Linked DNA regions of Homo sapiens: region 2 is linked to region 1. A link is a loop called in an ENCODE intact Hi-C map of the cell type or tissue named here. Cell type or tissue: A673. All regions are shown on one strand. Links, peaks and the distances in the headings refer to the core of each region. The heading gives the core; the rest is flanking DNA.

Evidence for each region. A loop is a pair of places that touch in the nucleus more often than their neighbours do. Peaks named below come from ENCODE experiments on the same cell type or tissue, not always from the same donor. Only the 100,000 strongest peaks of a DNase experiment are listed, where the experiment ranks them.
Region 2: a loop joins it to region 1, with 2.4 times the contacts of the local background. A loop is called at or near these places in 21 of 110 quality-filtered maps.

The regions. Positions count from the first base shown.
Region 1 is chr11:47,727,200-47,739,673 of GRCh38, forward strand. It overlaps FNBP4 (formin binding protein 4), which reads right to left. Exons shown (of 17, transcript NM_015308.5): 9 at 9,417-9,541; 10 at 6,826-6,930; 11 at 5,338-5,471; 12 at 4,175-4,362. Among named protein-coding and RNA genes, the nearest start is that of AGBL2, 18 kb to the left of the region's middle. In A673, for the core only: no CTCF peak of the experiment used is centred there; no DNase peak of the experiment used is centred there; H3K27ac peaks cover 523 bases.
Region 2 is chr11:47,795,961-47,808,434 of GRCh38, forward strand. NUP160 (nucleoporin 160) reads right to left here. Exons shown (of 36, transcript NM_015231.3): 18 at 12,436-12,474; 19 at 11,110-11,180; 20 at 10,193-10,352; 21 at 8,589-8,658; 22 at 7,478-7,576; 23 at 5,851-5,970; 24 at 2,408-2,503; 25 at 2,208-2,302; 26 at 2,018-2,114; 27 at 1,819-1,924. It also overlaps the pseudogene RNA5SP340. Among named protein-coding and RNA genes, the nearest start is that of FNBP4, 35 kb to the left of the region's middle. In A673, for the core only: no CTCF peak of the experiment used is centred there; no DNase peak of the experiment used is centred there; H3K27ac peaks cover 542 bases.

The sequences.
Region 1 (12,474 bases), core at 1,456-9,455:
TAGCCACAAATGACGAGCATTTTTAGAATATGTGAATCCAATACTTTTCTTCTTTTTTTTTTTTTTTTGTGACGGAGTCTCACTCTCTTGTCCACGCCGGAGTGCAGTGACGCAATCTTGGCTCACCGCAACCTCTGCCTGCCAGGTTCAAGCGATTCTCCTGCCTCAGCCTCGCGAGTAGCTGGGATTACAGGCCCACACCACCACATCCAGCTAATTTTTGTATTTTTAGTAAGAGAGGGGTTTTCGCCATGTTGGCCAGGCTGGTCTCAAACTCCTGACCTCAAGTGATCTGTGTGCCTTGGCCTCCCAAAGTGCTGGGATTACAGATGTGAGCACCTGGCCTCTGCTTTTGTACTTCATAAGCACTTCAAATTCTCACATACAATGTGTCTCCCTCAAACTTTGTTATGAGGTCAGCACATTACCCATCTCACATGAAAATAAATAATAAAAATACTCCAATCTCCAACTAAGTTTATTCAAATTATAAAAGCTGTGTCATAGAAATGACAATTATCTCCTTTATCTTACGAAGACCATCAGAAAATTCTAGTTTGAATACACATGGATGTCGTATTACAATGATGCTTCTCCTTGCTTTTAAATTTAACTTAGTTAGTATTTTTGCTGTTTAAGAGAATATTTAAGTCTGAAGCCCAAGGACAGATTAAAGTGGTATATACAGCTCTTTTTTTAGATGGACTCTTGCTCTTGTTGCCCAGGTTGGAGTGCAATGGTGTGATATTGGCCCACCACAACCTCCGCCTCCTGGGTTCAATGATTCTCCTGCCTCAGCCTCCCGAGTAGCTAGGATTACAGGCATGCGACCACGCCTGGCTAATTTTGTATTTTTAGTAGAGGCGGGGTTTCTACATATTGGGTAAGCTGCTCTTGAACTCCCGACCTCAGGTGATCCTCCTGCCTCAGCCTCCCAAAGTGCTGGGATTACAAGCATGAGCCACCACACTTGGCCTACGCAGCTTTTATTACGTGCTCAAAGATTTAAAAGCTACAAGCTTAAAACTGAATATGTTATGAGAATACAAATTCTTAATTTTTTTTTAAGACGGAGTCTTTAAGCCTGTTGCCCAGGCTGGAGTGCAGAGGTGTCATCTTGGTTCACTGTAATCTCTGCCTCCTGGGTTCAAGCGATTCTCCTGCCTCAGCCTCCCGAGTAGCTGGGATTACAGGCACCCGCCACGACACCTGGCTAATTTTTGTATTTTTAGTAGAGACAGGGTGATACCATGTTGGCTGGTCTCAAACTCCTGACCTCAAGTGATCTGCGCGCCTTGGCCTCCCAAAGTGCTGGGATTACAGCCGTGAGCTGTAATTTTTCCTTTTTCTTTTTGAGACAGGATCTCACTTTGTTGTTCAAGCTAGAGTGCAATGGTGTGAATATAGCTCACTGCAGCTTCAACCTACCAGGCTCAAGTGATCCTTCCCACCTCAGCCTTCCAAGTAGCTAGGACCACATACTCGTGCTACCAAGCTAGGCTAATATTCTGCAAAGATGGGGTCTTGCCATATTGCCCAGGCTGGTTTTGAATTCCTGAGCTCAAGTGATCCTCTTGCCTCAAACTCCCAAAGTGCTGGAATTACAGGCATGAGTCACTGCACCTAAGAACCTTGCTTCTGTAGGCGTCTTTTTTTTTTTTTTTTTTTTTAGATAAAGAGTTTTGCTCTGTCGCCCAGGCTGGAGTGCAATGGCATGATCTTGGTTCACTGCAACCTTCGCCTCCCAGGTTCAAGTGATTCTCGTGCCTCAGCCTCCGAGTAGCTGGGATTACAGGCAGCTGCCACCACGCCCAGCTAATTTTTGTACTTTTAGTAGAGGCAGGGTTTCACCATGTTGCCCAGGCTGGTCTTGAACTCTTGACCTCAGGTGATCCACCCGCCTCAGCCCCCCAAAGTATTGGGATTACAGGCATGAGCCACTGCACCCGGCCTAGGCATCTTTATTTCTATGTATAGAAAGCCTTCCTTAATTTTCCCCCCAAAGAGAAATTATTGTTTAGTATTTTGAATGAAGAGCTCAGTTTAGCAATTTAAATCAAGAAATTATACAAATTGTTCCATGGAGATTAAAAAGAAAAAGGAGCTCAACTTCACCTAAGTGACATAAGCCCAATATAAAAGATATGTTGGATATCTTGAACCCAACTCATCTTTAGAATCCACTCCATCTTTAAAAACATAATGTTAAATTCAAACACTGAAACAACAAATAATGATTAAAAATGACTTAGAAAAATAAATAGAACTTTGAAACTTCTTGGCTTCTCACAGTGTAATTTTGCACCCCTTCCCCCACTTTATTTTTGAGACAGGGTCTTGTTCTCTGTCGCTCAGGCTGGAGTGCAGTGGTACAATTATGGCTTACTGCAGCCTCAAAATCTTGGGCTCAACCAATCTTCCCACCTCAACCTCCCAAACAGCTCGGACTACAGGCGTGGGCCACTAACTATGCCTGGCTAACTTTTTAAAACAATTTTCTGAAGAGACAGGGCATTGCTGTGTTTTGTTTTTTCTCTTCTTTAAAAGATAGCTGGTTTTAACCACCACTGAGCTGATTAAGAGCTCTCTTTATTAGGCTTAGAACTGTTGATTATTGCTCTTAAATCTCACAGAACTTAGTTTAAGATTTGGATTTTACTTCGATCAAGTTTATCCTGCAATTCTAGGGGTTCTCAATAAAGAGAGGCTTAAGAATATAACCTGTTTTATCAGTGGCTTTTTCCTACACTACAACTAGTTCTGTTTTAATTAAATAGGAATGGCTCAAGAGCCTCCTTTTACCAGACAGTATCAACTATGTGTGTCATAAAGGGAGAAAACAGCTTAATACTCATCTAAAGTGTTCACAGAACATTCAGAATTGGTAACAGTGGAATTTTCAACTTTGGAACATATAAGGGATGTTGACAGTGGTCAGGAGTGGAGCCACCTATCCAGAACTACGATCAAGCCTCTTCAGTTCATTAACTGCTAAAAAGCAAACAAAAAGAACCAATATATTATTAGTCATGTCTATCACTGCTACCAAAAGAGAGGAAAAATATTCAAAAGAAAATCTCTTCATGTAAAAGGGAAGTGAAATGCCCTGTAACTTGAGAAAATGCACTTCTAAAATGTGAAGTAGAATAAAATCAGCCTTTTGCTATGTTCTGAAATTATCACTGCAGTTGTATGTGACCTGCTGACGATTTCTAGGCTATTTAAGAAGTTAACAAAATCATCTGGTACACAACCAGTTTCATTTGGTACATTACTAGTGCTTTTCTACTATCATCAGGGAGCCAGTAGAGTACAAGCATCAATTTCGATAAGTTTTAGACAAAAGAATTCAGCTCTTAACTCTGTTATTGACAAATTTCACTTTTTAAAATTTTCAAAGATCTATTACTTTAGAAACGACTCATAGACTCTTGCCTTCATATGCCATCAGTTTAACAAATAGCTACCAATTCTTAAGATTAACAGGTGGAAGTTTCTTTACACATTGGAAACTTTTTAAAAACTAAAGGAACTGAGGAGCATGAAAGCCTATCTTTTAAAAAATGTATGTAACTAAACTAAATTCTTCCAAGAGTACCTTAAAAATGGAATGAGACATCCTATTGCCAATTGTTTTAGACCAGAAGATTGCTGGTGATTTTTCATGATCAATTATTTTGCTTCTCTGAAACAAGTACTAATGGCATTTCTTCATATCATTTTGATTTGTACCAACCACGCTTTTTGTAAGATTAGTGGAGGTGAGAAATGAGGTTGCAATATGAACAGACTAAGTGTTGTATAGAAATGTATAACAAATCTCAGCATGCCACATATATTGACAGTTCAACTATCTAGTTCCTCAGCACAAGCATTCCTATTTTTGGAGACCCACAGCTTAGTCAGTGGCATGATAGAATGGTTATAAAACAATTTTTTAAAATCAAAATCTGTTAGCCTATCTTTTCACTTTGGGGCACAGTTTTACACGTGATAACAATAGTATGCTGATTTCCAACCATAATAACTCATGCATTCCTTGTTTTAGTTCACACCACTATTCTCAATCAGAAGCTTATATTATTATGACATAAAATCTTTTAATAATGTAAATTAATAAGATTTTTCCTCTAAAGTCATTTTGGCTGAATTAGTACAAGGTAAATTGTCTCACCTGTGGAAGTTTCAGAGGATTCTGTTGAATTTGAATCAGTGCCAGTTTTGTCTTTCAAGGTCTGTTTGGCAAGAGTCTCATCTCTATTTTCTTGTGCTTGGCTTTCTTCTTCTTCCTCTTCACCATCTGGAAACTCCCACTGAGACTCGCCCGACTGTTCGTTTACATAGAAATACCGTCTATGATCCCTAAATTACAAGAAAGAAAACACATGTTTTAAAACCCGTTCTCCTACAAAGACACTTCCATTTGGTCCTGTCCCAGGACAGCAGTCTGCTTTCACAGGGACGAACCTCTTAATGGACTGCTATTCACAAAGGCAACAAAGAGCTTTGACAATTGAGAATGGAGAACCAAGGATAATTCAAAGCTATTTGCACTGCCAGCAACTCTGTGAATACAGCCCTGAACCCTCTCACTCCAACAGATGAGACTTAGAAAACACTTTTCTCTTTTTTTGTGATTTGCCAATGCATAACAGGGTTTCAAGTTTCATTAATGAAGGGACTCAATCGCCTAGAACACTAATTTCCCTTCCAAAGAAGAGAACAACGAAGTTTGTGAAAGGTGACTCTTCCCCTCTTGGACCGTGGAATTCACATTTCATATTCTTGATATCAAACACAGTGAAAGCTAAAGAGAGGGAGAGGATCTGGGAGCTGAAAAATAAAAGAGCAAAGATTTCAAATAACGAAAAAAAAATCAAGAAAAGCCAAATATATAAAGAAATGTTTTCATCTGACCTGCTGGCAGAGGATAGTAATCTTGTTCTTCATTCACATCTTCAGCCACGAAGTTTTCCTTAACTTCACCGAGGTTAATCAGGAGTAGTTGCTTCCAGAGGTCCTGTAAAGCGCACAGAGCTCTCGCATGCGCTTAACCCCCAAGCCCGCCCTACTCCGTGCAACACTCTGGAGAGTAAAAACCAGCTTTGTCCATATCTTGGGAAAAAATCCGTTACATGGAACACTTTAAACATTGCTTTTGTTTCTCCAATGTGTGGCTGGCCAAACTTTGTGCTTGCGGTGCTTTGCCTGCCCAGCACCGCTAACTGCAGCTGCTCTCAGTCTCCAGACAGGCTGTCATGTCGTCAGATGGTGGTGATCACAAATCATGTCTGAGATGTCAAAGGTGAAAGGTGAAAAGGGGAGAAGAGTGCGTACCTGTCCCAGTGGCAGGACCAGCCTTTAGGAGTGGCGTTTATTTCATACTGTTTTAGTTGTTCTGCTGCATCCTGAAGTTTTCGTTTAAGGTAGTTTCCATTAAGAGCCCCTTCCCGCCAGTCTGCAATTCGAGTCTAGAATAAACAGACAAATAAGTTAAAGACTTATTATTACATGTCAGGAGACACAGGCAAAGGGGATATAAACCTTCTGCTCCAAGACTATATCCCTGTGCTCTGGCAGGACAGTAGACCAGAGAGGAAAATAAACCCCATCTTCATCTCATAAAATAATCTTAAGGCCGGGCATGGTGGCTCACGCCTGTAATCCCAGCACTTTGGGAGGCTGAGGCGGGTGGATCACCTGAGGTCAGGAGTTCAAGACCAGCCTGGCCAACAAGGTGAGACCCTGTCTGTACTAAAAATACAAAAATTAGCTGGGCTTGGTGGCAGGCGCCTGTAATCCCAGCTACTCGAGAGGCTGAGGCAGGAGAATCAACTGAACCCGGGAGGCGGAGGTTGTGGTGAGCCGAGATCATGCCATTGCACTCCAGCCTGGGCGACAAGAGTGAAACTCCGTCTCAAAAAACATCCCAAGTACGCAGCAGAGTTCTGAAAAATGAAATTGGGCTCCAGTATATTTTAACACTACCAACTCTCCAATATGTGTGAAAATGAGTAGTAGTAGTTTTGTCTTCCCTTTTGGACTTATTAAGATTGGTTTCCCCAGTAGTTTTACTTTTTTTGGGAGATAGTTCACTTATTCCAGTACTGTTAGTAATCACAGTTAAGGATTCAGTTCTTTTTTTTTTTTAGAGACGGACTCGGACTCTGGCTCTGTTGCCCAGGCTAGAGTACAGTGGAGCAATCTCTGCTCGCAACCTTCACCTCCTGGGTTCAAGCGATTCTCCTGCCTCAGCTTCCCGAGTAGCTGGGATTACAGGCATGTGCCACCACGCCCGGCTAATTTTGTATTTTTAGTAGAGATGGAGTTTCACCATGTTGGTCAGGCTGGTCTCGAACTCCTGACCTTGGTGATCTACCTGCCCCGGCCTCCCAAAGTGCTGGGATTACAGGTGTGAGCCACCGTGCCTGGCCAAGGGTTCAGTTCTTAAGAAAATCAGTCAGCTTCCTACAGGAGCTCCTTACCTAATCCTGCCCTGCCATTTTGTAAAGTATGCAGGTTACAAATAGGACTCAACTTTTCTCTTTAAACAGACTTATAATGCTTTAACACTTACAAAGTACCTTCAACATTACATGGCCTCATCTGACCATGATAATATAATTTTAATTTGTGAGAAAAAAGTCTATTTACTGTGCTTTGGTTAACACAGTTTTATTTCCTGGATTGTCGGCTCAAATATTCTTCAAGGTTAAAAATTTAAATTTAGGCTTAAAATGTAAGCAAGACAGAATCGTTAACACATACAGCATTTCATTCAAACACTTAACTGTTTATGCCAAAAAAAAAAAAAAAAAGACTTACCTCAGTCTGTAAGAGCAGCACATGAAAGTTGGAGATGGATTGTCTATTAATGCCTAGAAACTCGAATTTACTTGTCAGGGTATTTGCCAGTTCTCCAATCTGAAACTACAATGCAAAAAAGAAAAAAAGTAAAACTAGAATCCGTAACATTTTCTGTATTATGTACAATCCTTCATTTATTCTTATAGATATTAGAAATATGGGTCTGCCTATAAACAGCCTTCCCCAAACAGCTGTATTTAGTTATCCAGAATATAAAATTCTAATTTATAGTAACATAATACACATAACAAAGTGACAAATAATGACAGGAATCAAATGCATATCTACATAATCACAATGCATTTTAAAAATTATTCAAAACAATTATTTTGTTTCAGACAAAGGTCTTGCTATTGCCCAGGATGCTCCTGAACTCCTGGTCTCAAGTCAGCCTCCTGCCTTAGTCTCCCAAAGTGCTGAGATTACAGATGTGAGCCACTGTGCCCAGCCCATCATAATGCATTCTAATACAACATGGAATTCAATAGTTGCAAATGGATCCCAATATTGAAAAGCTAAACTCAAAGAGTAGAATTAGAATGGTGGTTGCTAGGGGCTGGAGACAGGGGAATATGGGGAGATGTTGGTCAAAGAATACAAACTTTCAGTTATAAAATAAATTTTGGGGCTGGGTGTGGTGGCTCACACCTGTAATCCCAGCACTTTGGGAGGCTGAGGCAGGTGGATCACAAGGTCAATAGATAGAGACCATCCTCGCCAACATCGTGAAACCCCACCTCTACTAAAAATACAAAAATTAGGTGAGGATGGTGGTGCACACCTGTAGTCCCAGCTACTCGGGAGGCTGAGGCAGAAGAATTGCTTGAACCTGGGAGGTGGAGGTTGCAGTGAGCCAAGATTGTGCCACTGCAATCCAGCCTGGTGACAGAGCAAGACTCCATCACCCCAACACCCCCCCCCCCAAAAAAAAAGGAAATCTAAAGCACAGCATGGTGACTACAGTTAACAATACCTGAAATTTGTTAAGAGTATAGATCTGATGTATCATCCCCACATACAAACACAAGACAACTCTCCAAGGTAACGTGATATGTAAGTTACTTTACCTGGTTTGTGATAATCATATCATAATATATACATATAACAAATTATGACATAGTACATGCAAGATATATGTATAGTCAACTACAGCTCAACAAAGCTGGAAAAAATAGATCCTGAATGATATAAATACCAATATTGTCAAATTGCCATTTATCCATTAATTGCTTATATTAGCCACCTGCTGAAGCCTGAAACAAAATTAATTATTCCAGTCCCTTCTACTTGGTTGTTCCCTAACTAGTAACTGGATACTCTTTCAAGTCAAAAGAATATGTTAAGTGGTTTTTCCAACAGACCACCCTTAAATAGCTAATACTTATTTGGTCTAACTCTCCCATGAGATTAGGTTAGAAATGCAATTCAAACTAAATTTGCCTTTGTGTAAAGACAAGTATTTCACACAGGAATTAAATCTGTGACTTTTCTCCCAAACTAGAGAAGCCTATAAGCTACTGCTTCTCAAACAAGAGGCTTAATTTGAAGAAAGCAATTGAGCAGTTAGAATTTTAGATAATTTCTCAGTATCAAGTCAGCCTTAATTATTTCAGACTTAAATATGATCTTTTCACCTAACCAAGTAAACAATTTAGGTTTGGAAACAGTAAAGATTATTTTTACTACTTGTTAACAGAAAGCAGTTTAATAAATGGCATTAAAAAAAAATGGGGCCCGGTGCGGTGGCTCATGCCTGTAATCCCAGCACTTTGGGAGGCCGAGGCAGGTGTATCACGAGGTCAGGAGATCGAGACCATCCTGGTTAACACGGTGAAACCCCATCTCTACTAAAAATAAAAAAATTAGCCAGGCGTGGTGGCGGGCACCTGTAGTCCCAGCTACTCGGGAGGCTGAGGCAGGAGAATGGTGTGAACCCAGGAGGCGGAGCTTGCAGTGAGCCGAGATCATGCCACTGCACTCCAGCCTGGGAAACAGAGCGAGACTCCGACTCACAAAAAAAAAACACTTGCCAGGCGTAGTGGTGGGTGCCTGTAATCTCAGCTACTTGGGAGGCTGAGGCAGGAGAAGTGCTTGAACGTGGGAGGCAGAGGTTGCAGTGAGCCAAGATCGGGCCACGGCACTCCAGCCTGGATGGCAGAGCAACACTCTCTCTTGGGAAAAAAAAAGAAAAAAAAAAAAAATTTGGCGGGCCGGGCGCAGTGGCTGACGCCTGTAATCCCAGCACTTTGGGAGGCCAAGGTGGGGGAATCATGAACGCCAGGAGTTCGAGACCGGCCTGGCCAACATGGTGAAACCCCGTTTCTACTAAAAATACAAAAATTAGCTGGGAGTTGAGGTGCGTGCCTGTAATCCCAGCTACTGGGGAGGCTGAAGCAGGAGAATGGCTTGAACCCAGGAGGCAGGCAGAGGTTGCAGTGAGCTGAGATCGTGCCACTGCACTCCAGCCTGGGTGACAGAGCAAGACTCCGTCTCAAAATAATGATAATAATAATAAAAATTTGTCAAGTTGCATTAAGTAATATACATACTTTCAAATCCTGTTCTTCTTCTACTTTTGGTGTTGTCTGTACTTTTATTTTCTCTGGAGATTCTTCTACTTCCATCTCTTTATCTGAATTCTCATCTATTTTTTCTGAATTTTCAGCACCAATTGCTGTAAAAAAAACATGTAAAATTAAACCAAAGTACCAATACTTATAGAACACTATATACCTTTTCCCCCATAGCAGATATCTGCAAAAGATTATTAGTTCTTTCTCTCTTGCCTGTTTTACTTACTTGTTAAAACTCTTCAAACATGTCAGCCTACTGTCTATATAACCCAAAAACAATTCAGGGCCGGGCACAGTGGCTCATGCCTGTAATCCCACCACTTTGGCATTTGGAGGTGAAAAGATCACGAGGTCAGGAGATCGAGACCATCTTGGCTAACACAGTAGAACCGTCTCTACTAAAAATACAAAAAATTAGCCACGCATGGTGGCATGTGCCTGTAGTCCCAACTGAGGCAGGAGATATGCTTGAACCCGAGAGGCGGAGGTTGCAGTGAGCCGAGATTGCGCCACTGTACTCCAGCCTGGGTGACAGAGTGAGACTCCATCTCAAAAAATAAATAAATAAAATAAAAATCCTTTATAATCAACTTTCTTAAAATACATCTATAAGTAAAATTTACTTTAGCCTATCAAATTACCCTTAAGTTTCTGCTTTCCCCTTCTCCTTAACATCTTTTCTAATCTTCTCTTCCAGAATACCACTGCTTCAATTACTTATAATAGCTAGACAGCAAACCTGAGTATGTAAGAATTCTTTAACAAGTTGCAGGGGAAGGTGCTCAAAAGAGCAACATTATTAGCATTATTATTTTTTAGAGACAGGGTCTCATTCTGTCGCCCAGGCTGGAGTGCAGTGGCATGATCTCGGCTCACTGCAGCCTCAACCTCCTAGGCTCAACGGATCCTCCCACCTCAGCCTCCCAAGTAGCTGGGACTACAGGCAGGTGCCACCGTGTTCAGCTAGTTTTTGTATTTTTAGTAGAGATGGGGTTTCACCATGTTGCCCAGGCTGGTCTCAAACTCCTGGACTCACGCAATCTGCCTGCCTCAGCCTCCCAATGTGCTGGGATTATAGGTGTAAGCCACTGCACCCAGGCTGCATCATAATTTTTTTTTTTTCTGAGATGGAGTTTCGCTCTTGTTGCCCAGGCTGGAGTACAGTGGCGTGATCTTAGCTCATTGCAACCTTTACCTCCCAGGTTCAAGTGATTCTCCTACCTCAGCCTCCCAAGTAACTGGGATTACAGGCATGTGCCACCAAGCCTGGCTACTTTTGTATTTTTAGTAGAGATGGGGTTTCACCATGTTAATCAGGCTAGTCTCGAACTCCTGACTGGTGATCCGCCCGGCTAGGCCTCTCAAAGTGCTGGCATTACAGGCGTTAGCCACCACGCCCGGCATGCATCATTATTTTCAAACCATCTGGTAACTTCCTTCCTGAACTGGTGAAGACCTACAGACATCTATATTGAATCCACCTACTTAGTTGGTGCTATTGGTAATGGGAATCTCCAAAAGAGAAGAGGTCTACCAACTTAAAACGGAGCACACAATATGAACTCTTTTATCTTTGCTTTCCAACACCTGCATACTCAAACTAATTCACACAGTCTGAATGACTGCCAGTTAAAAAGCCAAAAATGGCCGGGCATGGTGCCTCACGCCTGTAATCCCAGCACTTTGGGAGGCCGAGGAAGGTGGATCACCTGAGGTCAGTTCAAGACCAGCCTGGCCAACACGGTGAAACCCTGCCTCTACTAAAAATACAAAAAATTAGCTGGGTGTGGTGCTGGGCGCCTGTAATCCCAGCTACTCAGGGGGCCGAGGCAGGAGAATCGCTTGAACCTGGGAGGTGGAGGTTGCAGTGAGCCGAGATTGCACCATTGCAGTCCAGTCTGGGCAACAAGAGCAAAACTCCGTCTAAAAAATCATCATAATTTTTTAAAAAGCCAAAAATACCTCAAATGTGAAAACCGTGACTTTGGGTAATCCTTCATCTTCAGGATTAAAAGTAAAAATGTAACTTTAAATAGCTTTTAATATTTTAAACTTTTTTTTTTGAGATGGAATCTTTGTCGCCCAGGCTGGAGAACAGTGGAGCTATCTCGGCTCATTGCAATCTCAACCTCCTGGGTTCAAGCAATTCTCCTGCCTCAGCCTTCCAAGTAGCTGGGGCTTCAGGTGTTTGCCACCATGCCCAGGTAATTTTTTTTTTTTTTTTTTTTTTTTTTTTTTTTTTTTTAGTAGAGACAGGGTTTTGCCATGTTGGCCTGGCTGGTTTCAAACTCCTGGCCTCAAGTGATTTGTCCACCTCAGCCTCCCAAACCGCTGGGATTACAGATGTGAGGCACGGCGCCTGGCTTTTTTTTTTTGAGGCACGGTCTTACTCTGTTGCCCAGGTGGGAGTATAGTGGTATGATCACAGCTTATTGCAGTCTTGACCTCCTCCAGCCTCATTTTTTGTTTTTTAGTAGAGACAAAGTCTCACTATGTTGCCCAGTTTGGTCTCGAACTCCTGAACTCAAGTAATCCCCATGCCTCAGCCTCCCAGAATGCTGGGATTAAAGCTGAGCTATTGCATCCGGCCTAAAACTTTTTATTAAGTCCTTAACCTTATAATATAATAGCCTGGCTCTCCTTTTACCTGATCGTTAATATTCCCTCTTTATTATCAAATTGTCTGAAACAAAATCTTCCCACTAATCCCATTTATTAATTTTTAATGCCATTATATATTAAAAGTCTTCTATCTGGTGGCAGGTCCAAGAATTTAACAATTTTAAGGATGGCTAGAGTTAAAGACTAGAATGTTTTGGAGGGCAAGTACACAGGCTCTATTAAATTAGAATGCACACACCCCTTTGACCTGGCAATATACCACTAGGAATCTTTACTGCTGTGAAACTAGAATGTACATAAAATATATTCATCAGGATGTTACCACAGTATTATTTATTGTGAAACAGGTTAACAAATGCATATAATATAAAGAATAAAATTAGCTCAGTGAGGTGGCACAAGCCTATAATTC
Region 2 (12,474 bases), core at 1,648-9,647, 69 kb after region 1:
GACCAACATGGTGAAACCCCGTCTCTACTAAAAATATAAAAAAATTAACCGGGCGTGGTGGTAGGCACCTGTAATCCCAGCTACTCGGGAGGCTGGGGCAGGAGAATAATTTGAACCTGGGAGGTGGAGGTTGCAGTGAGCAGACACGGTGCCACTGCACTCTACCCTGGGCAACGGAGTGAGACTTCATCTAAAAAAAAAAAAAAAAAAAAAGGAGCAGCTGCGGAAGCCCAGACACCAGGAAGGTGAGATCTTCCACACAGAAAAAGAGAAATACGAGATTACAGAGCACAGTAGGATCAATCAGAAAGCTGTGGACTCACAAATTTTACCAAAAATCAAAGCTATTCCTTAGCTCCAGGGCTACCTGTGATCTGTGTTTGCCCTGACAAATGGAATTTATCCTTACAAATTGCTGTTCTAAATGTCTTAAGAAGAACCTAATTAAATAACTGATGACATTAAAAAAATCATGATGTCTTTAACTTCCTCCCAGAAGGACCAGCAAAAACAAACAAGTAAGTAAATAAATAAATAGATATTGAGAGAGAGAGGAAGGAAGGGGGAAGAAAGGAAAGGAGGGAAGAGGAGATAAGAAAATGATGTAAAATATTAACAGTTGGGGAATTTGGATGAAAGGTATATAGGGTGATATTCACTGCGTTAATGTTTTAACTTTTCTGTAGACTTGACAAATTTTACATTAAAAAGTTGAATGAAGAAAAAAGAATTCACCAGGATATCATTTGATAACTTCTAAATGTAATTTTTTTTGAGACAGGGTCTCGCTCTGTCACCTAGGCTGGAGTGCAGTGACATGATTTTGGCTCACTGCAACCTCCACCTTCTGGGTTCAAGAGTAGCTGAGATTACAGGCATCCGCCACCATGCCCGGCTATTTTTTGTATTTTCAGTAGAGAGGGGATTTCACCATGTCGGCCAGGCTGGTCTCGAACTCCTGACATTAAGCGATCCACCTGCCTCAGCCTCCTCAAGTACTGGGATTACAGGCGTGGGCCACCGCGCCCAACCCTAAATGTAAATTTTAGTCCCCTCTTTAAGGACTTTGCATTTAATTGAGGGGATGTGGGACAATCTAACCACAGCTAATGCGGAATATCATCTATTATACTCATAACCTAAGCACATTTAAGCAGTCAGAATTTTGCTCTAAGAACTGAAATGTGGAAAGGGAGAAGGCTAATGGTGAAATAGCACAGGAACTCAAACCCAGTCTCAAAAATTCATGCTGTCTCTAGTGAAAAAGCTAATTTCCTTTATTTATTTATGAGACGGAGTTTTGCTTTTCGCCCAGGATGGAGTGAAGTGGCGTGATCTTGGCTCACTGTAACCTCCGCCCCCCGCCCCACCCTGTTCAAGCAATTCTCCTGCCTCAGCCTCCTGAGTAGCTGGGATTACAGGTGCCCACCACCACATATGGCTAATTTTTGTATTTTTAGTAGAGAAGGGGTTTCGCCATGTTGGCCAGGCTGGTCTCGAACTCCTGACCTCAGGTGATCCACCTGCCTTGGCCTCCCAAAGTGCTAGGATTACAGGTGTAAGCCACTGCGCCCAGTGCTAATTTCCTTTATAATTGTACAGAAGATGCACACAGAATGCCATTTTAGTGGCAACGCCTTGAGAAAGTTCTAGAATGGAAGCAAGGGCCTATCTTCAAGGTAATCTTCACAAGGTTTAAGCTAATCTTGTACTTAAACACATATTAAAAATTACCTAAGTCCAACACACAATATTTTGGTAAAACATGATTAAACTAATAAGGCTGTCTGCAAGATACTGTCTGGTTACATTGCTCACCCTTGCGGTAATTGTGGCGATAGATGTGAAAGGCATACAGAAGTTCATAGTAATTGTGAGTCATAAGGTCCACAGCTCTAGCACGTGACTCAATTATTCCCACAACCTAGGGAAGGGGAAGCAATCAGATAACTAAGTCAGTAGCAATCATGGCAACCACCATACTTGTTGAAAGCCATCACTGGATAAGTAAAATTACCTCATTATGCAGATTCACATAGGGAAACTCTACAAGATCCTGTAGCTGTGAGCGTTCACAAAGAACTACCACCAACTGCCGTAAACAATCTAATTGCCTAGAAGGAAAGAAAGGAATATGAGGGCAAACTATCTTAGTAGGTTAAACAGAGTTGGTAAATTGTCTTCTCTAAAAAAGGCCATGAAATTACCTGCTGGAATCAGGAATTTGGGTTAAGGCTTCATATGCTTGGCTATTGTGACCCAAATCCAAATGATGTTTGAAAATACATGTCCTTAGAGTAGCCTAAATATCAAATGTAGATCAAATATCAAAAAGAGCAATAGAAATGAACATACCACACCCACAACAAACCTTAAAGAAAACAACCAAATTGCAGCCAATTCTTACCTGACTTTTCCAGTCATCACCTGCTTCAGTTATGGCTGATGTAGCCAACTGAATAACCAGTTCAGGCAAACCAATGACATCTAGTAGTCGTAAAACCTAACGAGAAATAGAAGAAATTTCCATTAAAATTAATATTGTAATGTACTTCAAACTCAATTATGGTTTAAAATTATTGAGAAAGGTTAAGTAGGCCGGCATGGTGGCTCACACCTCCAATCCCAGTACTCTGGGAGGCTGAAGCAGCAGGATTGCTCAAGGCCAGCCTGGGCAATATGGCAAGACCCCCATCTCTACAAAAAAATTTTTTTAAAAATTAGCTGCGTGTGGTGGCATGCGCCTGTAGTTGTAGCGACTTGGGAGGCTGAGGTGGAAAGACTGCTTGAACCCAGGAGTTCAAGGTTGCAGTGAACTTTAATCCTGCCACTGCATTTCAGCCTGGGTGGTATAGCACGACCCTGTCTCTATCCTCAGTGCCTAGTATACAGTAGTCTCTCCGTAAATACTTGTTGAGGCTGGGTCTGGTGGCTCACACCTGTCATTCTGACCAACACGGCGAGACCCCATCTCTATTATTAAAAAAAAAAAAAAAAAGCAAGCTTGTTGAATGAAAGAATAAATACGATTTCACTACTAACTGTTCAAGTCACAGATGAATGTAAAGAATAGTAAATAAACACCATAGTTTTATAAAAACCCTAAAGATAATTTACTAAATGACTGACATAATCCTTTTTTTTTTTGAGACAGGGTCTCTGTCAATCAGACTGGAGCACAATGGTGTGATCTCGGCTCACTGCAACCCCTACCTCCTGGGTTCAAGTGATTCTCCTGCCTCAGCCTCCTGTGTAGCTGGGATTACAGGCATGCCCCACCACGTTCAGCTAATTTTTGTGTTTTTAGTAGAGATGGGGTTTCACCATGGTGGTCAGAGTGGTTTTGATCCCCTGACCTCAGGTGATCTGCCTGCCTCAGCTTCCCAAAGTGCTAAGGTTACAGGCGTGAGCCACTGTGCCCGGCCTGACAAACATTTTTGATTGTCCACCCTGTCAACGTCTGCCCGCTACCCTAACCATGCACATTTCCCTATCTCATATACGTGCAATTCTCTAATACATATGTATGATACATCCAAAATACGCATTTATAAAGGATGAAGATAAAATAAAAAGTTTTAAAATTATTTTTATTAATTTTTTGAGACAGGGTCCTGCTCTGTTGCCCAGGCTGGAGTGCAGTGGCATGATCATAGCTCAGTGTAGCCTTGACCTCCTGGGCTCAAGTGAACATCCCATCTCAGCCACCTGAGCAGCTGGGACCACAGGCATGCACCACCATGCCCAGGTAATTTTTTAATTTTTTGTAGAGATGGGGTCTTCCTATGTTGTCTGGGCTAATCTCAAACTCCTAGGCTCCAGTGATCCTCCTGCCTTAGCCTCTCAAAGTGTTGGGATTACAGGCGTGAGCCACTGCACCCACTATAATGGACCTGGAAAATTCTTATCTTCTAGTGACATCATAGCCACCGCATGTATCGCTCACGTGTTTGTGGTGATGCTGGTGTAAACAAACCTACTGTGCTGCCAGTCATATAAAAAGTACAGCATGGCCAGGCACTGTGGCTCATGCCTATAATCCCAGCACTTTGGGAGGCCGAGGCAGGTGGATCACTAGAGGCCAGGAGTTCGAGACCAGCCTGGCCAACATGGTGAAACCCTGTCCCTACCAAAAATACAAAAATTAGTGGGGTGTGGTGGTGCACACCTGTAATCCCAGCTACCTGGGACACAGAGGCAGGAGAATCGCTTCAACCTGGTAGACGGAGGTTGCAGTGAGCCCAGATCGCACTACTGCACTGGGCAACAGACTCCGTCTCAAAAAAAAAAGGAAAAAAAAAAAAGTATAGTATATACGATTATATAAAGCACATAATACTTTTTTTTAATTTTGAGACAGGGTCTCATTCTGTCACCCAGGCTGTACTGGAATTCAAAAGAATTGTCATTAGTAGGAAAGTAGAGGGTTTTTTTCTTTTTTTTTTTTGAGGTGGAGTCTTGTTTTGTCATCCAGGCTGGAGTGCAGTGGCACGATCTCAGCTCACTGCAACCTCCGCCGCCTCCTGGGTTCAAGTGATTCTCCTGTCTCAGGCTCCTAAGTAGCTGGGATTACAGGCGCACACCACCACGCCCGGCTAATTTTTGTACTTTTAGTAGAGATGGGTTTCACCATGTTGGTCAGGCTGGTCTCGAACTACTGACCTCGTGATCCGCCCACCTCAGCCTCCCAAAGTGCTGGGATTACAGGTGTGAGCCATCGCGTCCGGCCAAGGGTTATTAAGAGCTACAAATCTACTTCAGTGTAAATTCATTTATCTAATAAGCAATTAACAAAACAGTGAAGACTGCTTCTGTGGCATTTACTTTCTGGTGGGAAATCCAGATAAATTCTAGTCTAAAATATAAAATCAAGTATGGTGAAATGTTATACAATCTGGAAGTGTGCACAACAGGATGAATAAAAAAGCTTTTCTGCACAGGCCAGGCAGAGGGCACTATCTGAGGAGGTGACAGATAAGCAGAGACCTGAATGGAATGAGGGTGTGAGGAAGGGCATTTCAGGCTGACAGAACAGCAGGCAGAAAGGCCCTAAGAGAATAGAGCATGCGCTTGACTTGAATGAGACAGTAAGAAGGTCACCATTGTTACAATGGAGTGACCAGAGGAAAGAGGGGCAGGAAACAGGTCAAGAGGACCCTCAAGTCCAAATTATAAACTAAGGCTAAATACAGCATTACTAGTCAATTCCCAGAAATATCAGCAAGACTAGTAAAGTGCAAATTAAATAATAAAATTCTAATGGCAACTGGGCTAATAAAATACCATGACGAAAATTTCATTTCAGTTAAAAGTATTTATTACATTTCACCATTTAACCCTAATTATAGATCCTGGGAAAAAATTTTAACTTAAAATATGTTTCTTTAATTTCTTTTTGTTTTTTTTTGGAGACGGAGTCTCGCTCTGTCACCCAGGCTAGAGTGCAGTGGCACGATCTTGGCTCACTACAACCTCCACCTCAAAGTTCAAGTGATTCTCCTGCCTCAGCCTCCCAAGTAGGTGGGATTACAGGCACCCGCCACCACGCCAGGCTAATTTTTGTATTTTTAGTAGAGGCAGGGTTTTGGCATGTTGGCCAGGCTGGTCTCAAACTCCTGACCTCAGGTGATCTGCCTGCTTTGGCCTCCCAAAGTGCTGGGATTACAGTCATGAGCCACCGTGCCCGGCCATGTTTCTTTAATTTCTCTAGGCAAATTCATTTTTTTTAAATTTGGAAGTTCAGGGAGCAACTGAATTTTTATAGTATTTTTCTCCAAAAATAGCAAAGCAATGTATTTCAGATGTGTTTTTACACAGGGTGGTATAAGGCCAAACCAAGACATGATGTACCTTGTCATAATACTGCAGCCTGGGGGTAGACACGATCTCCCCATCCTCTGAGCGAATCAAGCGATCCAAGAATTCCTCTTTGCCTACTTCAGATGCTGCCTGACAAAAACATTCCAGAGCCTGGAGAAATAAAATATAAAATGACTTGTAACAGATCATTCAAATTCTAGGTGCTATGAATCAGGGGTTCACATGTAAGGGAAAGCCAAAAAAGAAACAAGATTACTTAACATGGTCTACTCTATGTATAGTTTCTGACACATATGAATTCTATGTGATGCATTCATATTTTTAAAAATGTATCTCACACTTAAGTGCTACCAATTAAAAAGTAAACATTGGCCGGGTGGGGTGGCTCACGCCTGTAATCCCAGCACTTCGGGAGGCTGAGGCGGGTGGATCACGAGGTGAGGAGTTTGAGACCAGCCTGACCAACACGGTGAAACTCCATATCTACTAAAAACACAAAAATTAGCCGGGCGTGGTGGCGTGCACCTGTAATCCCAGCTACTCAGGAGGCTGAGGCAGCAGAATCGCCTGAACCTGGTGGGCGGAGGTTGCAGTGAGCTAAGATCATGCCACTGCAGTCTAGCCTTCCAGCCTGGGTGACAGAGCAAGACTGTCTCCAAAAAAAAAAGAAAGTAAACCTTAATAAGATGATTGACACATACATACATAATAAGGCAACTGTAGCAATATGTTAACAATTGTAGAATTTGAGTGATAGGTATATACTGTTCACTGTAAAAAGTCTTTAAACTTTCCTGTCTGTTTGAAAATTTATGTAATAGAACATCAGGGAAAAAATTAAAACTTTAAACTACATAACGAGAAAAAAGCAGCATAAAACAATAAAAAAAATGTAATTAATAAGTAAATTTGGGCTGTGTGCAGTGGCTCATGCCTGTAGTCCCAACACTTTGGGAGGCTGAGGTGGGCAGATCACTTGAGCCCAGGAGTTCGTGACCAGCCTGGGCAACATGGGAAAACCCCATCTCTACAAAAAATTAAAAAATTAGCCAGGAATGGTGGCTCACGCCTGTAGCCTCCAAGTACCTCAGCTACTTGAGAGGCTGAGGTAGGAGAATCACTTGAGCCCAGGAGGTTGAGGCAGCAGTGAGCTGTTGATTACACCACTGCACTCCAGTCTGGGTGACAGAGCAAGACCCTGTCTAAAAGAAATAATAAAATAAGTAAATAAGTTTGATTTATAAAAATGTATCCTGGCCAAACGCGGTGGCTTATGCCTGTAATCCCAGCACTGGGGGAGGCCAAGGTGGGAGGATCGCTTGAGTCCAGCCTGTGCAACATAGTGAGACCCTGATTTTACAAAATAATAATAATAATAATAATAATAATAATAATAATAAAAGGAATCTCTAAAAACACACAGGGGCAGGAGAGTTCTAATATTTTCTTATGTTCCTGAGTCCTATCTAAATTGCAGAATACAAGAAAGTAGTCCTTACATGTATATAATGCCTTTGACTGGCATTAGTACAGTCTTCTTTAACTTTATGTAGAGGATTCTATGTCTCCCATCCCCTAAAACCTAGTCAAATGGAAGCTAAGCAACTTCCTTGCGTTAAAGTTTATAAAGTTTATTTGCCATTCAAATGTAGTTTACCTTCTGTCCTTCTCCTGTAACTAGGTAACACCTTCCCAGCATAAATCGACAGGAACCAACATTGACTTGACACCAGGGATGTAGCAGTTGAATATAATCCTTAAAGGCATAAAAGGTGCTTTCTGATTAGAAAATAAATGTTACTTAAGGAGATACTCATTCCCAAGTTATTCGTCACAGAGGATGAAAAGACAGTGTTTGAACAAATGTTTTATTTCCTGACATAATTCTGATATTAAAACCTACCCCTGTTGCCTTCCTTCTTCATCCATTCCCCCTTTCCTTACACAAACAGGAGTCCAGTAACACACATACACATACTTTACATCTCAGCAATTTTCCAATTTTTGGTATTTATTGGTTCAATGACTAGATTCCAGTAAAGGATTTATATGAAAACAATAGTACATTTGAATTACTATGAAGAAAACCTAGCAGAGACAAATTCTTAAAAAGACACTCTAGAGGCCAGGCACGGTGGCTCATGCCTGTAATCCCAGCACTCTGGGGAGACGGGTGGATCACCTGAGGTCAGGAGTTCGAGACCAGCCTCGCCAACATAGTGAAACCCAGTCACTACTAAAAATACAAAAATTAGCTGGGCGCGGTGGCACGTGCCTGTAATCCCAGCTACTCGGGAGGCTGAGACAGGAGAATTGCTTGAACCCAGGAGGTGGAGGCTGCAGTGAGCCAAGATCATGCCACTGCACTCCAGCCTGGGCAACAGAGTGAGACTCCGTTTCAGGAAAAAAAAAAAAAGATACTCTAGAAAAAATCACGTTAGGAATTATACTGTCCAGAGAGAAGTAGAGAAAAATCTCTCTCTTTAAAAATTTATTTTATTACTTTCTTTAAAAGCCTTTAGAACCAGGTATTCTCTCAGCCAAGTACTAACCATGCCCAACCCTATTTAGCTTCGTAGATCAGACAAAATCAAGCAAGTTCAGGATGGTATAGAAATAGAGAACAATCTCTTTGGGGTATGTCTTCACATAATCAAGTTTAAATTATTGTGGTTCTTTAAAATGCAGTTAACATTTACAAAGAAAAAAATTCAGCAATCCCATGCTTTACAAGAATGTGTAGACATGAAATGTTCAAAGGAACTCACCTGCAATTGTACATATTGGCAATTTCCCATCAAACATTCTAGAAAGAGACAACCAGGATTGCTAGGCCATCTAGTCATTGGTTAAGGATATTTCTTAATTTTTGTTGGCAAATCTTAAACATATACATTGGGCATCAAATTCAGAAAAGTCCATAAAATAGCTTAATTTACATAAACAAGGCAGAGAAGTTGGCCAACCACATGTTCTTTCATCATCACTAGAATACAGTTAAACAGTTACTTTTATACCAGGAGACTTGTTATAGTGCTTAGAACTCAGATAACTATGGAATAAAGCATCTATTTCACCAGGCACGGTGGCTCACTCCTGCAATCCCTGTACTTTGGAAGGGTAAGGTGGGAGGACTGCTTGAGCCCAGGAAATCAAGACCAGCCTGGGCAACACATAAGAGTCCTGTCTCTAAAAATAAATAAATTTTTAAAAGCCTGTATTTCATTCCTGGGTGTTCATTTTCAATTCCAGCTGGTGTACCGCAGAACACAGTATTGGTGCCAGTGGACATCCAGCACATAACATGGTACCTGGCATATAGAGTCATTCAATAAATATTTGTTGAATGAATGTCTTTTTTTTTTTTGAGACAGAGTCTCACTCTGTCGCCAGGGCTGGAGTGCAGGGGCATGATCTCAGCTCACTGCAACCTCTGCCTCCAAGGTTCAAGTGATTCTCCTCCCTCAGCCTCCTGAGTAGCTGGGACTACAGACGCATGCCACCAAGCCCAGCTAATTTTAGTATTTTTTTGTAGAGGCGAGGTTTCACCATGTTGGTCAGGCTGGTCTTGAACTGCTGGCCTCAAGTGATCTGCCCGCCTTGGCCTCCCAAAGTGCTGGGATTATAGGCATGAGCCATTGCAGCACCCAGCCAAATGAATAATGTCTTTTTTTTTTTTTTTGAGACGGAGTCTCACTCTGTTGCCCAGACTGGAGTGCAGTGGCGCAATCTCGGCTCACTGCAAGCTCCGCCTCCTGGGTTCATGCCATTCTCCTGCCTCAGCTTCCAAGTAGCTGGGACTACAGGCGCCTGCCACCATGCCTGGCTAATTTTTTTTTGTATTTTTAGTAGAGACAGGGTTTCACCGTGTTGTCCAGGATGGTCTCGATCTCCTGACCTCGTGATCTGCCCGCTTCTGCCTCCCAAAGTACTGGGATTACAGGCGTGAGCCACTGCGCCTGGCCGAATAATGTCTTAAAACAGACCTAGGTATTTCATTACATAGGCAGAATAAGAACCTTAGACTATTTAGATAGAAGAGAGCTGCTTTTTTTTTTGAGAAGGAGTCTTGCTCTGCCGCCTAGGCTGGAGTGTGGTGGCGCGAGCTTGGCTCACTGCAACCTCCACCTCCCAAGTTCAAGCAAGTCTCAGCCTTCCGAGTAGCTGGGATTACAGGTGCAGGCCACCACGCCTGACTAATTTTTGTATTTTTAGTAGAGGTGGGGTTTCACCATGTTGGCCAGGCTGGTCTCGAACTTCTGGCCATAAGTGATAAACCTGCCTCCACCTCCCAAAGTGCTGGGATTACAGGTGTGAGCCAACATGCCCGGCCAGAAGAGAGCTTTTCACTGGCTTCTAAATAAAAGGATACAAAAGCTGCAATAAATAACTGGTAATTGCAGTAATCATTTCAGGCCAATTCAATCCAGTTTGGCTCAGAGGTGCCTTTGGCTGAGAGAAGAGGTGAGATATAATGTGTTTTCTTGCAACTTCTTGGAAGAATAACTCCACAATAGTCTGAGGACTAGATACTTAAAAAGAAAAAGTTATGACAGTTTTGTGTAGTGGTAATTATCAATTTTCAATTAAAATAGTCTATCAATTCATTTTATGCTTGTAACAAACAATTTAGCACTTCAAAACAGAAAATGTATCACGGGTATATATCCAGTGGCAATATAAATAAAAGTAGTCTGTAAATTGTGAGGCACTATAAAAATGCAATAAAAACACCATTCACATCAAAGTTATAGTCATTTCTTTTCACTGATCTCACAAGACTTAAGTGCCTTCCCTAGAAATTCTTCATGATAAATACAATTAGCCCCAGGATTTCAACTTTTATACCAGAACAATACAAAATAAATTCTCCAGAATAATGGTTTTCAAACATGAGGGATACTTTTAAATATCTGTTGACTAAGATTACAAAAGTTACCATGAACGAATAAATTTTTAAATGATTTTGTTAATCACTGGAGCATCAAAACAGAATGGGAAAGCAGCTATACACACACACACACACACACACACACACACACACACACACACACACACACACACACACACACATATATATACCATATCCTTAACATATGCCTGATCTGGTACTACAGTTTCACAGACCCCATGCCACAAACGGAGATCTCAGGCCACAGCTTACTCATGCCTTCTGAAAGCAAAGAGCCTAGCCAACCTTTCTATGGCAAAGGTGGCAAAAGACCACTTTAATGAATATGCAATAAATCCCCAGTTTAAAATGAAATGTGTACATAGTCCACTCCTTACCAAACCTATTTGCCATTAAAGCACCAGAGTCTGTTAATTCCAGTACTGATAAGTGTTGGAGATTAGACTCCCTGTGAGAAAAGGGGAAAAGACAGCTTAGTAAATTCTCCTATGCTAAACATTACTTCTACAAGCTCTTCTACGAAGAACACTGTCAATTTAATTAATAAATTGCACATAAAAGCTCCACTGAAAGCACAAAAAAAATTGGAAATCATTATAATATAGATTGTTGCCCATAATATCACTTCGTGACCCTTCAATGAGGAGCCAGAGCAAACAGGATGGTTTATCTTATTGAAAATGTGAATCTCGGCGGGGTGTGGTGGCTCATGCCTGTAATCCCAGCACTATGGGAGGCTGAGGCGGGTGGATCACCTGAGGTCAGGAGTTCAAGACCAGCCTGGCCAACATGGTGAAACGCCACCTCTACTAAAAATACCAAAAATTAGCCAGGTGTGATGGCAGGCGCCTCTAAACTCAGCTACTCTGGAAGCTGAGGCAGCAATATTGTTTGAATCAGGGAGGTGGAGGTTGCAGTGAGCCGAGATCGCACCATTGCACTCCAGCATGGGCAACAAGAGCGAAACTCCATCTCCAAGAAAAAAAAAAAAGTGAATCTTGTAATTCTTGGATTTGGCTATAAAGAAGCTCAGCCTACCTAAAGTAACAAGCGTAACATTTTGTGTATGGTCTTTCCTTCTGGTTTCATCGTATTTTATATTCAACATAATTTATATGTACACACAAACGTGTAGTACATAAGTATAATACATAATTTATTTGTACACATACATACAGTCTATGATTACATGTGACTTATTTTCATTCTTATAAGTTGCCTTCAACCTGTAACAAATAAAGGCACCAAAAAGCTCTCTGAATCTTAATGGCATATAATTTTACGGCATCCTGTTAAAAATCTTTTTCCCGGCTGGCGTGGTGGCCCACGCCTGTAATCCCAGCACTTTGGGAGGCCAAGGCAGGCAAATCACCTGAGGTCAGGAGTTTGAGACCAGCCTGGCCAACATGGTGAAACCCCATCTCTACAAAAGTACAAAATTAGCTGGGCATGATGGCAGGTGCCTGAAATCTCAGCTACTTGGGAGGCTGAGGCAGAAGAATCACTTGAACCTGGGAGGCGGAGGTTGCAGTGAGCCGAGATCATGCCATTGCACTCCGGCCTGGGTGAGAGAGAGCGAGACTCTGTCTCAAAACAAAAACAAAAACAAAAACAAAACACTAAAACTTTTTCCCTTTAAGACAAGGGGAAAAATAATTAAACTCACAATTTACATTTTAAATAATTGGGATAATGAAACTCACAGTGTGTCAAGTGGAACATCAGTTGCCAAGCACTCACTT